Regions from separate parts of the Homo sapiens genome. Here all the other regions are linked to region 3. Evidence: chromatin contacts called from ENCODE Hi-C or POLR2A ChIA-PET data. All regions are on one chromosome and are shown on one strand. The core of a region is the stretch at or near the end of the contact, and the rest is flanking DNA. Distances in the headings are between cores, read along the strand shown. Region 1 holds the start of CHRM3-AS2 (CHRM3 antisense RNA 2). Region 2 overlaps SDCCAG8 (SHH signaling and ciliogenesis regulator SDCCAG8). Region 3 holds the start of FH (fumarate hydratase).

Region 1 (2,988 bases), core at 150-2,649, 1.8 Mb before region 3:
AATTCAGCCACACACAACAAAGAACCAGATCCCTCATTTCGGTTCTATCCTTCCTCCTCTAGAACTGACATTCCTTGGGGCCGTGTCCTCAAGTGACGTGTCCTGCTCTAGCTAAATGGCAGTAATCTGTGTTTGACTCCAGCAGTTTATCAAGCTATGTCATTTTATGCCATGTCAGTTTATAGAGAGTGGCACAAGATACAACAGGATAGGGAAGCTGAGTTTTCTATTTGTCTACTTCATTGAAAACATGATTTTGTTTACTGACAAGTAAATGGTATAGGTGTAAGGAAAGAGTAGCAACTACCATATTATTTTGCCAGAATCCTCATGTTACCGTTTCAAAAAATGCCAAGAAAGATGACAGTGCATGTTATAACATCCCTTACAAATAATAGCAAAGCTTTAATCAGCTGCTACACAGACACACTCAGGATTGAAATGCAACCTACTAGGGTGAAACATGACAAGCGGTTCATTGAACACTGCGCAGAAGGTAAATGAAGTGTATATTTTCCAATCACAACTGGAATTTTAAGTGAGTGAAATGGAATAAACTCAGTTTGGAATTTGAAATAAATTCACCATGGAATGTGTCTTAGAGACCAAGGTTTACACTAGCGCTATACAAACTCCTCAGCGTGAAACATGACACAAGGTGAAATTTTCCTGGCATCTTAGAGTCAGATACTGACTTCTGAAGGACCAGGGCACAGACATTTCATCAAGAGCTATTTGTTTCTAATTGGGGAAGAAAATACAGATGTTTATATAATACTCTGGGTCAGGAGTAATATTCCACCTGGTACATGGAGTTTTGTACACTTTTTCAGAGGTGGTATTTCTAGCTGAGTGTTAGCAGTAAAACATTTTCATCAAATTTCCATTCTTTTTTTTTTGAAGCCTACTTGCATAGTTCTAAGGAGTGTCATAGCTCACACATAGTGACACTGATTAGTAAAAATAAGAAGTGATTGAAGAAAACACAAGGAAAGAATCAACTTGAAGTCATTCAGAAGTAACCACTAGTAGCAATTTAACTACCCTGTTGCCAAAGCTCTTTTCTTAAATTACAGATCCTCATGAGCTAGTAAGTTTGAAGGGGAGTCATAAAGAGGAACAGGCATTATACGCAAGGCTGAAGAAGCAGTTGGTAACTAACAGTACATCTTTTTCTAAGGTAAGTTTAAGGTCACAAAAAGACTTAATGTACAGAGTTGAAAAACTTACATATTTCTTAGAAGCTTAGAAGTTATGAGTTTAGTTGGGGCTCCAGGAAGATGCAAGATGCTAGACTCCAAAAAATAAGAGAGAGGTCCAGTGTAGAATAACACTCTATAGATTAAAGGAGGACTCAAGAGTAGAGGAAAAACTTAGCAAAATACAGGGCTATGAGTTAGGTGTTCCTAGTTAGAGTCTGAGTGTCCGGAAATGATGAAATGGGTGAGCTCCAAGAATGCAGGATATGTGAAATTGGTAATCAGATCTACTGGTTTGCTTGTTCTGAGTGTATCGTTAGGGTTTTTGGGGACTGGTGTTAGTGGTGTTGGCAGAATTAGTCCCCTGCTCTTGGTTATACCTGTCCACTTTAAACAGTAGCTTGTAGTTATTTAGCCCTTAATTGCATTCAGGTAAAACCAATATAGCACCCTATAATTCAGCAAATATTTGTTTTCCTGGCAGTATTACAGTTTCAGGGGGCAGTTCTAAGGTGATTACAGTTTCCACTGCTTGGAGCTTTCTGTATATTTATCCTTGGATTAGACTCAAAGTAAGCTGATTTTATCAAGCCACCGGGTAATTCTGACCATTTCATCTGGCGATTTTAGTACGGTATTGTTGCAGCTGACCTGTATACGTAAGGAATTACTGGGTCATCAGCTCTGGGGAATGTCTTTTGATTATGAACACATTTTCAGCATGTGTCCACTGAAGGTAAGGGGCAAAGAATTGCACGATCTACTTGAATGCCTGTTTAAATAGATAAAAGTGGGATTTTGGGCACGGCCTGGTTATATCTTCTTAAACGTAGGTAGTAGAGCCGCAACTCAGCGTAGCAACAAGAGATCTTTTGAACAACTGAACATTCAGATGAAGCAACTATGTCCTTCAAACCACATCCTTCCTGCTGCCTGTGGGAAAGGGGTGATATTTGTGTTGAGCTCTGAGCACATGCAGAATAGATCTGTGTGTATTTCCACAAATAAAAGGACATTGTGTGTGTGTTTGGCACCTGGGATGGCAAAAGCAGTTAATTGCTTCCGAAAGCTTTGTTCCAACCCAGGGATCGGCAGGATTTTTAAGCACTGAACTAGGAACTGGGCACTAAAAATACTTATGCAGAAGACCTATGATAGCAGTAAGTTTACAGAGCAGAGCTAAGACTTGCAAACCGTGTTGTATCTGTGTCTTTACTTACTATGGTTGAGAGGAAAGGATTTACACGCTGCGTTTGCAACCTGCAAAGTAATGAGCCGTGTTGTAGTAACATTTTGAGATATTGTATGTTGTGTTGTTTATATGAGGATCATTCAGAATATATAGAATATAAGTATATGTTTTTCTAAAACAAAAAACTTTGCCCTAGTTTCTTTGCATATATTGTTCACATCATGTTCATATAGTCACTGGCAGTTAATGATTTTTGTCATTTAGTCAGAAACAAAGTAGTGCTCTGCCTCTGAAACCCCAAAAAAACCTAAATTAAAGTAAAATTAAAAGATGTATTAAAATTAAACTTGGATTATCAAAATGAAACAGTAATGCTCTCGTGCCACTCAACGCCAGACTTTTCATGTTGCAGATAGCAAGTGAACAGAAAGCTAAGCATGAACATATTTTAAATGCTCCTGATATTTTCAAATGCTTAATCCTAAGCCTTAAAGGGTTTTATCTATAGAGATTTGGGGAATTTCAGTGTTTCTTTTTCTTATTTTAGATTTCCTGTTAAGTTATTCTCCAGAGTTTTTATATAAAATGCACGAATAA
Region 2 (2,873 bases), core at 340-2,839, 1.9 Mb after region 3:
GGCATTTTTAAGGGTCTTGACTGGTAATTTGGGTATCACTTTACATAGCTATTGTCTTTGCCAGGGAAAGTCTGACTGTCATTTTCCGACGGACATAAGTCTATGCCACAATGAAAGCCTTTTTAAAACAGCCAGATCAGGAAAATGTGGATCTAGTTGTATTTTGTAACTCTGATGAATTAAAGCAGGCACCTACTCTAAGTTTACAATTTGACTCAACCAAGGCCTGGCAAGTAGTAAACACTTGATAAATTGTTACTTACTATTTTTAAAACTCTCAAGCGCCCCTAAAACTTACGAAAAGTGCATTTTGTGTGCCTCACAAGAAGGTAGTGAATAGGACAAATTTTGATTTTAGGGTTGTTTGTTCTTAATTTCTTTTAGTTCCAGTTTCATTTCTCCCTGGCTTCTTACTATGACATTTTCAATAACTCATTCATGTTAAGTTTTACATTCCATTTTGATGTTACCTTCTGCTTTGAAACCACCTATAAAACTTGAAGGGCTTAAACTGCTTCTTTTAAAATACAAATTATTAATGTAGTAAACTCTGAAGAAGCCCTCCAGGAGTGTGCCTCTGCATACCCCATGCCAAACTATTGGGATAAATAATTTTCCCTGTGCTTTGAGGTAAGGAAAATCTTGGAGTTTCTAAAGTTTTGTCATTGTGGAAACTCAGTCTCCAAATTTATACTTATGCAATCCATATGGTAATTTTGGTCCAGCTTTTCCTCAGAGTATTACAGTAAAATTCTTCTTGAAAAGTAAGTGTATTTATTTTGTATTGAGCAATAATTAAGACATATTTTTCCTTCCTCTGTTACTAGCAACATTACTCTAAGAGTCTTGTTTTTCAAAATACCAACTAAACAAATAGATTCCTACCATTTAAAACAAGATTTTAAACTCACAGATCTAGTCATTTGACTGAAGCCCATGCAGAATGACGGGAAAGCTGAGAGCATGGGCTCGGCGTGCACGTACGCCCTTACTCTCTGCCCCAGCTTCATGCTAGGCTGCTCTGTTGCTCTGTGAAAATGTTTTGAAATGGTACCTCCGTGTGTGTGTCTGTTGTATGTGTTTTCTCCCCAAGGAGACCGTAAGTCGCATTATGGCAGTGACGACTGCTTCTGTTTTCTGGAAGCCTCCATAGTGATTAGCACAGTAGTTTGCGCGCTCTGTGTACTCCACACTGCACGTAGTGGTGTCTGTAACCCCGGGGTTTGTGAATGGCACGTCCCATTTTAAAACTTAAAATGAACTGCCGATTCTGTGCATGTTGTATAGCTTGTTTTTGACCATCAGGCAAGAGAATTAATTCCATTTTGCTTTTAATTGGCACCAGGCAGACATTCTGGCTGATTTTAGTTGAAGCTCACATAAACTTTCGCTATCCTTCCTTCTGTATTCCCCAGTACTCTGAGAGCTTATTATAGTTATGGGGTTGTTTTTTGAAGGAGGTAAACGGAGCTATTTAAATATCTTCGGTACAACTGTGATTTTTCTTTATCAAAGTGAAGGAAGTGTTCTCTCTCCCCACGCGCTTAGATGAATCAGCAGTAAAACGTTGCAGTGCGGTTTGCAGTGCTATCTAACACCTGGCCTGGGAGAGCTGGAAGGATTGGGTGCTGGCAGGGAGTGAGCCTCTGCCAGCCACAGAGTGGAGAGAAGTGTGTGCTAGGTTTTAGCTTCCACCTCTTGCACACTGAAAAGAACAGGATAGAGCATAGAACCAGGGTCTATGTGGTTTTGCTTCTTTCTTTTCTGTCATTGTCACTTTCTGGGTTGTGAGGCTTGTGGACTGATGTCTAACACTGCCCATTGTGTATTTGTGATTTGCGTTTTGTAATTAAGAGGAACAATGGGAGTCCATGGGGTCTCGTTATATATAATGGTTGGTTTAATTTGTTTCACTTCTATCTTGTTAATTGTAAATTGATCATTAAGATTTGAATTCTAATCTGTCACCAGGGTTGTGAGTATTGAGGCTAGAGCAATGATCCCGGTTTTAATCACTGATGATGAGAAACAAATTTTATAATTTTGGTACATATTGCAGTTCATATATTTTAACACTATACTTTATGGTGTTATAAATATTGTTAAATGACTTTTAGTGTAGTTTTACTGTGTGGACTATAATGTGTAAATTATATTACTGTTTTGGCAACAGTAGGTATCCAACTGTGTGAGTTTAATTGAGGTGAAGAACACACACCCGGTTGAACTGTTTTTTTCCTTTGCATGTTTAGATGATGTTAGGTTGGGATACTATAAAAATTATATTTTCTACAAGAGGAGACTGATATTGGCCTCTGCTAATTGTTACCAAAAGTCAAACTAGAACCTAAAAGAATAAAAAATTAAGATATTGTATTTCCCTTTGAAAGCAATTATCATTTTAATCCGAATTATAGTAGTAAAATATATTTCATGCAAATGCAATTATGCAACATAACTGGTATATAAAAATACAGGGGAAAGTTCATGCTTCTGTAAAGCCAGAAATTGCCTGAATTTTCTATGAAAATGGATTAGAGTCAATTATCCTTTTATATGACACAGGATAATCATGCCAGAAATGTATCTCCTAACTAACAGAAAACTTGTAAGTTTACTCTTTGAGCTTTGCAAACTACTAGTTCTAGGAACATATCGTGAGCTGCAGACAGAAAAAGGATGATGTGCAGGCATATATGTCAAATTTTTATTGAAAAATGGAAGTTGGTAGGCAAATTACAATTATAAACAAAGAAAAAAACAAAAATGTGAAGCAGAAAAAAAGATTGTTGCAATACACACTTGATAGTGATGTGTACTTTATAAATAACATTTATATTTTTGGGATTATGTAAGACATCCTCAATGCAGGG
Region 3 (2,700 bases), core at 63-2,562:
AGTTCGAGGAATACAAAACATCTCTGATTCTGTAGTATAGTTGTATATCGTAGGTATAGTGACCCAATCAAATTATCTTGAAGTTTAGAGTCCAGAAAAAGTACTGGCCCTTTGAAATACCCTAGATGGGGCACTTATTTAATGAGCACTCGCTACATGGTATTTTCACATGTGCAGTTTTGCTGAGTAGCTGTAAGTATTTCAACTTTGCATACGGATTTGAAATCACATCTCTTAGATTGCAAACCTCATGCTACACCAGTGCAGAACTGTAACTCTTCAACTATCATTTCTCAAACGTTTCCTAACAATATACATATGTATTTAAAGCTTTTTAAAAGCCTGCATTCCTAAAGATGACACTCTAAAGAGCAAAATGACTTACGTAAGCATGTCATAACCTGAACTTGGATCTTTAAGTTCTTAGCTGGCTTTCTGAATAAAAAGTACCGATTCAGCTCCTAGCCAATCTGCTCAAACATGCTTCAGAACACTATGCCCGCGGTATTCGGAATTGAAGAGTTTTACAACAATTACGGGGGAAACCATAGTCAGCCTAACAAACTGAGCATGCAATTTCAAAGGAAGTAAAATCTTCGAAGAACCTTCTACCCCACCTGGAGGGCCTGAAAGCAGTGCAGTGCCCCTTGGCGAAACAAACCACAGTTCAGAAACCACTAGATGCACAGGCGGCCAGTGTCCGGCCAGCAAGGCCCAGCTATGGGGCAGGACGGTGCGGGAGCTGCCCCTCTCCCAGCACCCTCCGCCCACGCCGGCACTGTCCTTGAGGGCAGCGCCCCGGGGCTGGGGGCCTGCGCGCCAGCAGCAGCGAAGTTACCTCAAAACGCCCCGGCCTCGGCCCGCCACGGACGGCTCCGAGGAGGCGCCGGGAGCGGGCCCAGTAGGACCCTCTCTGACAGCCCCCGTCCCTCCCCAAGCGCTCTCCCGGGCTGCGGCTCCATCCCTGCGCCGGAAGAGGCGTCCCGAGGCCGGGAGGCCCGCCACGCCGGCACGGGCGCTAAGCCCAGAGTCTGGCGCGGCCCGGACGCCCGGGGAATCTCTCCCGCCAAGTCGCGGGCGCCCAGGCCGGCAGGCAGGAGGGCTGAAGGTCACTGCGGGGAGGCCGGGGGATGGCGGCCTGCGCTCACCATTCGAGCCGCGTTCGGAGGCCAAAACGAGGGCACGGCCGCGCCACCCAAGCCGGGAGCCGAAGCTAAGGCTGCGGCTGGAGCCCGCACGAGGGGACGCGAGCGCGCGAGGAGCCGAAGTGCTCGGTACATGGTGCTGAGGGAGCTTGGGTAGAATTTCTGGGCGGCTGTGGCCACGCCTCCACGCCGGTTGTCAGAAACCGTTCCGCCCACCGGCCTCCGCTCTTATCCAATCAACAGCCTCACACCGACAGGTGGGGCAGGACCAATCGTGAATGACCAGTAAAGAATGAGGGGGCGGGTTAACTTTCTAGTAGTAGTGTGGGGTGTAAGGCCTTCGGATTCATGGGAAACTAGAAAGAAGGGAATTATGGGAAAGGAGGCTCAGGTTATTCTTGGAGCCGGTCTGATTTTTACGTGTGGCTGTTAGAAGGCGGGAGTATTAGTTGGTGAATCAGGTCGTGTTTGGTTGGTGAAATATCCTAGAAAGAAATATTTATTGTTTTATTTATCATGTAATCACTCATTACACGTTCTTACTACTGAAATCTTTCTTCATTTCTTCCAGATTGTATCTTCTGTGTAGAAATTTTGGGAAGTGCAGCAAAGTGTAGATAATGAAATAGTAATTATTCATAATCCCACAACTGAAAAATAAGCTACTTACTTATTTCTTTTAACTTATCATTTTGAGATCGCTACCGTTTCCTTTCTCTTCTTAGCCTATACCCTCAGAACTCTTTTTTTTTTTTTAATGTATTGTGGAAGACGTACACAATTATAGGGAACCTCGGAATTTTTATTATTTGTATATCGTTCTCCCAGTTTTTTGCATAGCTAATTTATACATTTTCAAATTAAAGGCATATTGTTTTAATATAATAGTTGATTACAGAAAAGCAGGAATTGATATAAAATTGCATCTGAACCACAGTTTTATCTTTTCTCTTTTCTATTGCTTGGAACCAGATGACAGTAAAGAGAGAGCGATCGGATGTTCTTAAAATCAAAAGTCCAGAACCTGCAAAGCCAAATTTATGAGTCAAACTTACAAACTTGCCAAACCTTTTGGTAACATTATGTTATTTTGTGACTTATAAATTTGACACATATTTAAAATATAAAAATTCAAATGAGATTGTAATAGTTGAACTACAATCAAAACACACTAGAAAACTGAATGCAAATTCTTTAAAACATTGCTAATAATGGAATGACGTTTTGTTTTTGTTCTCCTCCTTCCCAGCAGGTATCATTATTGTGTATATCATTATTTTGATGCATCCTTTCAGTTCTGTGTATTTTTTGCTTCATACACTAATATACAAACAATGGTTTTAATATTTTACTTTAAAGTTTTACTGTTGCATAATTGAACTCTATGCTTTTAAGATATAGCCATGATCTTTTAAAATTAATCATATTGGATCACATGAATATGAAATATTTTATTTATCCAGTTTCTTAATAAAGAACATTTTTCTTTGCTATTACACAAAATTATTTAATGAACATATGTTTATCATTTCTTCATAGATCATCTCTTTCTTCA

What was found. A loop is a pair of places that touch in the nucleus more often than their neighbours do. ChIA-PET counts read pairs that join two places held with the same protein, here RNA polymerase II (POLR2A). Pooled maps may share reads with other maps.
Region 1: a map of naive thymus-derived CD4-positive, alpha-beta T cell shows a loop between it and region 3 (23-fold over the local background). The contact joins the promoter of CHRM3-AS2 here to the promoter of FH in region 3. A Hi-C loop is called at or near these places in 1 of 168 maps with a recorded cell type or tissue (naive thymus-derived CD4-positive, alpha-beta T cell) and 6 of 50 pooled maps. POLR2A ChIA-PET finds 5 or more read pairs at or near these places in 1 of 52 experiments (activated T-cell).
Region 2: a pooled map shows a loop between it and region 3 (3-fold over the local background). The contact joins the enhancer-like site here to the promoter of FH in region 3. A Hi-C loop is called at or near these places in 3 of 50 pooled maps.

The regions. Positions count from the first base shown.
Region 1 is chr1:239,717,720-239,720,707 of GRCh38, forward strand. CHRM3-AS2 (CHRM3 antisense RNA 2) reads right to left here and starts at 1,400. Exons shown (of 3, transcript NR_103776.1): 1 at 1,231-1,400. All of the region lies in intron 5 of CHRM3 (cholinergic receptor muscarinic 3), which reads left to right.
Region 2 is chr1:243,420,387-243,423,259 of GRCh38, forward strand. The region is part of intron 15 of SDCCAG8 (SHH signaling and ciliogenesis regulator SDCCAG8); the gene reads left to right. Among named protein-coding and RNA genes, the nearest start is that of MIR4677, 76 kb to the left of the region's middle. Within about 2 kb of position 1,590, at least 9 of the 41 ENCODE cell types and tissues checked have a DNase peak (open chromatin) inside an H3K27ac peak, as active enhancers do.
Region 3 is chr1:241,518,443-241,521,142 of GRCh38, forward strand. It overlaps FH (fumarate hydratase), which reads right to left and starts at 1,313. Exons shown (of 10, transcript NM_000143.4): 1 at 1,149-1,313. The coding sequence starts at 1,280. RefSeq lists silencers at 748-1,017, 1,193-1,475, 1,298-1,427 and an enhancer at 1,091-1,687.